3 separate regions of the Mus musculus genome follow, and regions 1 and 3 are each linked to region 2. A link is a loop called in an ENCODE intact Hi-C map of the cell type or tissue named here. Cell type or tissue: left cerebral cortex. All regions are shown on one strand. Region 1 overlaps Grhl2 (grainyhead like transcription factor 2). Region 2 overlaps Gm41302 (a long non-coding RNA gene). Region 3 overlaps Grhl2 (grainyhead like transcription factor 2).

What was found. Hi-C counts contacts between places; a loop is a spot of excess contacts. Peaks named below come from ENCODE experiments on the same cell type or tissue, not always from the same donor. Only the 100,000 strongest peaks of a DNase experiment are listed, where the experiment ranks them.
Region 1: it touches region 2 in a loop (4-fold over the local background); 30 of 42 quality-filtered maps call a loop at or near these places.
Region 3: a loop joins it to region 2, with 6 times the contacts of the local background. A loop is called at or near these places in 30 of 42 quality-filtered maps.

The regions. Positions count from the first base shown.
Region 1 is chr15:37,327,449-37,329,948 of GRCm38, reverse strand. It overlaps Grhl2 (grainyhead like transcription factor 2), which reads right to left. Exons shown (of 16, transcript NM_026496.4): 9 at 1,561-1,719. Among named protein-coding and RNA genes, the nearest start is that of Gm16136, 96 kb to the right of the region's middle. In left cerebral cortex, a CTCF peak has its summit at 1,102; a DNase peak (open chromatin) is centred at 1,105.
Region 2 is chr15:37,132,980-37,135,479 of GRCm38, reverse strand. All of the region lies in intron 2 of Gm41302 (a long non-coding RNA gene), which reads left to right. Gm41301 (a long non-coding RNA gene) reads left to right here. Exons shown (of 3, transcript XR_875169.2): 1 at 1-19; 2 at 417-503; 3 at 1,265-2,257. Among named protein-coding and RNA genes, the nearest start is that of Gm41301, 1.5 kb to the left of the region's middle. In left cerebral cortex, a CTCF peak has its summit at 1,418; DNase peaks (open chromatin) are centred at 372, 797 and 1,393; H3K4me3 peaks cover 342 bases; H3K27ac peaks cover 816 bases.
Region 3 is chr15:37,332,678-37,335,177 of GRCm38, reverse strand. All of the region lies in intron 9 of Grhl2 (grainyhead like transcription factor 2), which reads right to left. Among named protein-coding and RNA genes, the nearest start is that of 4930447A16Rik, 92 kb to the left of the region's middle. In left cerebral cortex, CTCF peaks have their summits at 270 (motif pointing right) and 1,143 (motif pointing right); no DNase peak of the experiment used is centred here.

The DNA.
Region 1 (2,500 bases), 190 kb before region 2:
ACTGTTTTCTCCTAGCATAGGATTACTGTTAAAAAAAAATGATGATAAAAATCTCCTTATTGTCCCTAACTGTTAGAAGCCAAGAGAAGTTTTCTGTCTTTTCAATGTCTTCCTTCCTCCCTCCCTTCCTCCCTCCCCCCGAGATAGCATCTCACTATGTACACTTGGCTATCCTGAACACAAATGTAGACCAGGCTGGCCTTAAGCTCACAGAGATCTGCTTGCCTCTGCCTCCCAATCGCTGGGATACAAGGCTGATAGCTGTCACTTCATATCGTTAGTCTGAGCTGGTTTCTCCAGAACGTGGTCAGCACTCTTGTGGGGTGTTCTGCTATGGCATTTTGTCACATTTGCTTCACTTCGTTGCTTGGGAGTTTGTTGTTGTTGTTGTTGATATTGTTTTGTTCTCAATGATCATTGATCTGTGACTCCTGGATCATCTTTAGCTCTGTCCTCTGACATTTTCAGTCTCCTCCTGTATAACTTCCTTCCATCTTTGAAATCTGTCCTCTTTTCCCACCTGTCCTTCTTATGACTTTACCTGTCACATTGTTCAGGCATGGTTGCTTCCAGCATAATCTGAAATAGTTCAGTTTTCATTTCTAGTTCTTCCCTGAGTTCCAGCACATTTCGATTCTCAGGCGCGTGCTTTTCAGGTCCCTGTTGACCCCGCCTCTCCTGTTGTCGGATGCATTGACTCACCTTGAGATGCTGCTGGGCTACTTTTCATCTGCAGGGTGGTGATAGCTTTGTGTGTTCGTTCATTGTCCATAGGGAAGCTGGTCTGATCTTGGACATGACAGCACTGTATGCTGAGTGTGTAAGAAGTAGTGAACTTACTATGTAGGTGTGATATCTACTCCCAAAAATTCTAGGTGAGGCCCCATGTCATACATCAAATGGCAAAGATTAACATGATATGTTCTAGAATAGTATCTACGCCCAATGAAAGGTCTAGATCTGTCATTTCAGCTGCATGTTCACCAAAGCACAGAATACTACAAACTGAATCTCCCCTCAATCCACCCCCTGTGCTGACGAGGTTCAACTCTGGTGAGGTCATGAAGCTTATTATGGATGCTATGACAGTGAAAAGACACACGGGGGAGCTCTTCTCTTTCTCCCCCATGTGAGGCCAAGGGAGCAGGATGACTCCTGGCAGCCAAGAAGATGACCCTCCCAGGGACTGCACTCATTGATCCTAGGTTTTTATCCCCCAGAACTGTAAATAAGTTGCTAATGCTCACACCACCTAACCTGGGGTACTTTGTTTTAGCAACCTAAGAACACTAAGCCATGGAGCAATGCCAGCCATTGAATTAATAGTAAAACTGGAAGGAAAAAAAAAAAAAAAAAACAGCAAGAGCCAAAACAAAGGGCAATGGACTGGTGCCTCCCTAACACACAGCAGGACTTGAATGGAAAGCTTCTGCTTCCATAGGATAGCCAAATGACTCTCTAGACACCGCTAGACAAGAAAACGTGACAAGGGAAGACAGCCATAAAAGAAATCAGCTCATCATAGCAGTCTCCTCCTGACAAACTGTCATTCTGGCTCACCTTGTCACAGAAGACCTTGATCTGGCAGTATGCTCTGTGGATGGGTTTATTGCTGCGGTTGTTGTAGCTGTACGTGTCGATCTGAATCATCAGGGGAAGTCCTTTTACACCCTTTTGGGAGGAGAAATCTGTACTCAGGCAATTCACGGTGATAAAAATCTGAAGGAGGGAGAAAGGGAGGTGAGTTGGCAACTGCCATATAGTGGACTCCCCAGGAGAGATGTGAGCAGGCACGAAGGGAGAGTCGCACGTGGACCTGTAAGGACAACTGACAAATACCCAGCACTCTCCCACAGAAAGTGGCCAGGTGTGCAAAACAAATTACATGGCACAAAACTTGTAAGCAATTCACTTTCACATATGACCTTGAAATAGACAATTTCAGCAAAACCTTAATCATAAGTGAGGTTAGTAAAATATTATTTTTTTTCAATATATCAAAATCGCCACTTCTAAGTGAGAGAAAGGGCTCGGCAGTTTAAGGGCATTTGCTCCTTTGTAGAGGACTAGGGTTTGATTGCCAGGAGCCAGCCACATGGTGTGTCACAACTGTTGTCACTCCAGTTCCAGGGGATACAGGGCCTCCAGAGGCTCCTGCACACACACGGTGCACGTACATACACCCAGGCACACACACGTAAATTAAATTATTCAATTAATTTAAAAAGTTGTCACTTCTAATAGTTATAACTTTCCCTAACCTCTGATCTTCAGGATAAAAATTAAATAAGATAAAAACTTCCTTTTTCAATACAATAGCACTGAAACCTCGTTATGTTTGTGTAGACTTTATTCCTTGCCTGGGAAGCATGATGTCTGGAATAATATTGTATTATTGAATATCACTGGTCCCTAATGCAATGCCTAGCAGAGAACTGACACTCACTGAACCCAAGATAAATGGACCAATGACTGACCTCAACCTGGGCTCCAGCCGTGA
Region 2 (2,500 bases):
CGGGAAGGCAGCTTCTAAGGTGGGCATTGGCCTCAGACTAAGAGGGGACTGGCCGTCCTAGCCAGAGATCTCCGTCATCTTCCAAGCAGGGCTCGCTGCTCAAGCAGCAATCGTTATTGAGAAGCGGGACAGATTTGAATGAAAGCACTTTGGGGATGTCTATGTCTGTCTTAGTGTGGTGGGTGGTAAGATGCGTTAATGAACGAGCTGTGCTAATGACTAGGTTACTGTGGAAATATTTCTGAGGGGTGGAGAGGGTGACTCTCAGGATAACCTGCACTGTATTTCATATTTTGGAAGTAGTGAGAGCTGAGAAGAAAGCAGACAGTAGTAAGGTGCTACGTAGAGCCAGGCAATGTTCCATGCGCACCAGCTATTCTGCTGGCGCATGCGTGTGTCTCTCATCTCTGCAACAGGAAGTTTTGCTGGGTCCAGCATGTTGGCTCATGCCTGAAATTCTAGCACTCGGGAGGCGGAGGCAGGAGTATGGCCATGAATTCAAGGTCTGTCTGGGTTACAAAGTGAGACTACCTTAAAACAAAACAAATAAATAATAAAGTTAAAAGGACAGTGGCGCTTCTGGGTCAGCGATGCAAATGGACTCAGAATTACTGTGGTGTCAGTATTAACCCGGCCTAAGAGCCTCTACATTGCCTGCTTTAAAATTTCTCCTCTTAAACTGGGGGGAGATGGCCCACACTTTTAATCCCAGCACTCATGATAACTGATTTTGAGGCCAATCTGGTCTACAGAGCAAGTTTCAGGACAGCAGAGAGAAACCCTGTCTTGAAAAACAAGTAAACAAACAAAATCTCCTCTTCTTTCCTCAAGAACTCTATTCCTTCTTAGCAGCGATTTTAATCAGCGAGCTGGGGCTGTCCTCGTGTGACCTTTGTCAATCCCTGGAGGCTTGCTTAGCAGTTGCAAGCAAGGCTGGAGAGCTAATGTAGGTGATCAGAGTAGCGGCTGAATATCTGACAGTGCACAGCTCCCCACATCAAAGAAGTCTCCAGCCCCAAATGTCAACAGTGCTGAGGCTGACCTGTGCTTTCATGTCATAACACCATTGAAAAGCATCTATTTACTAAGTCACAGTATGGTCTGAATGGCTGACAGTCTGCATAGAAACCTTCTAGGGCAAGTTGATTTGAAAGAGGCTTGTATTTGTTTGAGAGCTCTAAATCTCTCTCTCTCTCTCTCTCTCTCTCTCTCTCTCTCTCTCTCTCTCTCTCTCTCTCATACACACACACACACACACACACAGAGCTGTGTTGGGGAGCCCCCCAGTTTTTCCTCTTCGGTTGCTATGACACCCACCTACTCCATCGATGTAGGTAGACCTACCAAGTATTCCTTTCGAAGGCTGAAGTGAAGACCCTGGTGTGAAGTCTCCACCTATCTGCAGTTACTGGAAGCACAAATCCTGATGGATGAGCCATTTTAACCCACATCACCAAACGATGGGAAAAATTCTTTAAGAATGGACAAGTGCCTGTGTTAGGTCACAGTTTCTTAATCCTTCTGGCAATTACAACGCCCCAGGAGGCCTAACAGTTTGCAGTGCCTAGGTTGGGACCCTAGACTTGTAAGAAGCACCTTTCCTGCTGACACCACCCATCAGTGTGTAAGTTAATTTTCCCGAAGGGTGACAAACACACACAATGTGCACATGTCTCTAACAAGCCCACATCTGAGTGTAGCCTCAACAGATCTGAAAGCAGAGTCTTGAAAATATCTGTACACCCATGCTCACAACAGTCACAGTAGCTGAAAACACCATGCATCCATCAGTGTAGATACAAATGAACGGAATGTGGTGTAGACACAAAGATCAGCACTCAACTTCACAAAGCGAATTGCAATGCGTACTAAAACAGGCAAAGCATCATGTTAAGGAAAGTAAGCAGTGGTAAGGAGACAGTTAGAGCAAGCTTCCATTTCTAAGAGAAACCTAGTCCGATTCAGAGACGGAAAGAGCAAGAGCTGGGGATAGGTGGGGCTGATTAATTCATAAAGTGTCGGCTTTGCATAATAGCTTAAGCTCATTCTCTATTCCTAAACCCCAACACTTAGAATGGTGTGTTAATTTGTTTGTTTGTTTGTTTGGTCGCTTGCTTGCTTAAGACAGACTCTTACTATGTAGCCCTGACTGGCCTACCTAGTAGATACAACTGTGTATACCAGGTTGGCTTCAAAATCACAGAAATCCACCTGCCTCTACTCCTAAATGATGGGATTAAAGGCATGCACCACCACACCCACTCAGGATGGTGCATTATTTAAAAGCATATATGGGGCTGGAGAGCTGGCTCAGCAGTTAAGATTTCTAGTTGTGCTTGCAAAAGACATGGCTTGTTTCCCAGCATCCTCTGGGCAGCTTAGAACCATCTGGATCTCCAATTTCAAGGTATCTGACGCCCTATTCTGGCCTCTGTAGAAAACAGGCATGCACATGGTACACAAACAAGCATAACCCCCCCCCCCACTCATACATGTAAAG
Region 3 (2,500 bases), 200 kb before region 2:
GCTATTAATAGAATGACCTTTTCCTGTGCAAGTTTTCCTCTGCATATGGTTATGAACTTAAAGAAAAAAATCACCACAGGAAGAAAGGGCATTCCTCTTTAAGTGGTGCTCACACAAAGATGAGGGATTGCTCAGCACATGAAAGTATTGATATTCTCCTATGTGCCTACCACACAGAAGACACATGCATCGACTTCTGTTCTTTGTAAATTGACTTTTTTCCTAAGAATTATTTATTTATTGTATGTAAGTACACTATAGCTGTCTTCAGACACACCAGAAGAGGGCAGCAGATCTCATTACAGATGGTTGTGAGCCACCGTGTGGTTGCTGGGATTTGAACTCAGGACCTCTGGAAGAGCAGTAGTGCTCTTAACCACTGGGCTATCTATCCAGCCCATAAACTGACTTTTTAATATAGTTCCATAAAGTTATAATCCTGCTTCAATTACTGATCAGCTGTCTGGGCACTTGCACCATTCGCTGCTCATCTTTCTTTTGGGCCATTTGTTAACTTATTTTCCTCTGTCTCCCAGTCAGAGACATCCCATCCCAGCAGATTCCTCTTGCTTTCTCTCTTGGCTTCAGGAGAATTACCCACAATGCCTAGACAGGTGACATTCATGGGACAAGCTTCTTCCCTAGGTCTTGGTCCATGTTAGCAATCCCTTTCCCTGCAGTAGCTACTCAGGGAACAGTGATGCATAAAGCAACCTTCAGAAATGGCCTGACACTGTCAGAGAAAACACATTTGGCAAAATAAAATGCATTCCTCTCTGGGCAAGAAAGGAAAAGAAAGGAAAAAGGGAAAAGAAGAAAGGAAGTCAAAAGGCAAAGTCAAAATTGCTGAACATATTTCAAGCATTTGACACATAAAGTGTCAAATTCCAACTATATAAAAAAGATTTGAATCTATTCAAACACATGGATAAATATGAGCTGGTTTGCACTAAGGATATACGAATGGTTTGGTTTGAATTAAAAAGAATGAGATATACTTTTGTTCACATTGACTCTTATAGGACAGTCCCAGTTTTGACCAAGGCTAGGACTCAGTGTGGACTTGTCATCAACAGAAGCACCGTGACTTTTGAAGGGGTTCCATGTTTCACCCAGATGAGACACAGGCAATTACAGCACACCTGATACACACAGCCACCAGGGGGCGGGAGCTATTATTACTATCACTATTACATGAAAACCTGAGTGCCACTGATGCTTACAGGTCATGGAAATTCACAGCAAGGACAACATGCAGAAATACAGATACATCTGCTGTATAATACTCATCAAAATATCCGAAAATTTTGTAGAGCCTTTGCATTTGAACAAAGAGAAATGCTAAATGCTCCAGCAACGCCTCACTCAACACTGGGAAACGAACGGCAGTATTGCTTACTAGGTGCATATGGGGCACTTAGCAGAGTGCTGGAAGCTCTGTGTGATTCAGTAATTCACATAAGTGTGGGACTTCATTGTCTACCCACAAAGTATAGCTCACTCAAGACACATCCTAAGGTTACACAAATTCCTTTTTATCTTTTATTTTTGTATAGTCAACTTTTGTTTTGTTTTTAAGTGTTAGTGTTGTGTAAAAATATAGACTCATCAGACTGACTACTGCCGTCGTTTGTTTGTTCTTTTGTTTGTTTGTTGAACAACTTTACACAGCTAAAGTCACTGAGAGATGCTCATCTGAGGAAATGCCCGTGGAGCATCCTCTTGATTGATGTGAAGGGTCCCAGCCTGCTGGGGTTGGTGTCACCGTGGACAGGTGGTCCTGGGTGTATCCCAGGCTGAGCAAGCCAGGGGAAGTAAGTCAGGACACAGTGGTCCTCCATGGCCAATGCTTCCACTCCTGCCTCCAGGTTCCTGCCTTGAGCTCCTGCCCTGACGTCACTCTGTGGCGGACTATGACCTGAAAGAATAAAATGAAGTAAACCCCATCTCATAAGCTGCTTTTGGTCATGGGCTTCGCCACAGTGACAGAGAGCTAACTCAGACAGATGGGGAGGCAATCTGAATGAGAAATGCTCAGGGAGAAAGTCCATCACCAGGTGGGCTTGAAGGGTTCCAGCCTCCTCCAATCCCAGTTTTCTCTCTCTGCGTTGTGTCTGCATCTCTCTCATCTTCCTGCTCCTACTTTCACGCTGCCGTGCTTCACCAGCATGCAAACCTCTGGACTCATAAGCCAGAATAAACTCTCTTGTCCATAAGTTGTTGTGTTCGTGATGTTTTATCACAGTGAATACACATGGATACATCCAAGAATTTTTACTCTTTTTTTTTGTACTTTTTTATTTGTACTATTTCTGAGAATAGCCTAGAGCCTATGTCATCCTCCTCTTCTGTCAAACACCAAACAATGGACGATACGGTCATAGGGAAGACCCATAAGACCCAGGGTCCAGGCTTGGGAAACCACAGAGGAATTGCCAGTGGTCTTTGGGACCGAGGTTGTAGTAGAAGCTGTGGGGCTTGTGTAGGTAAAGCTGAAGAC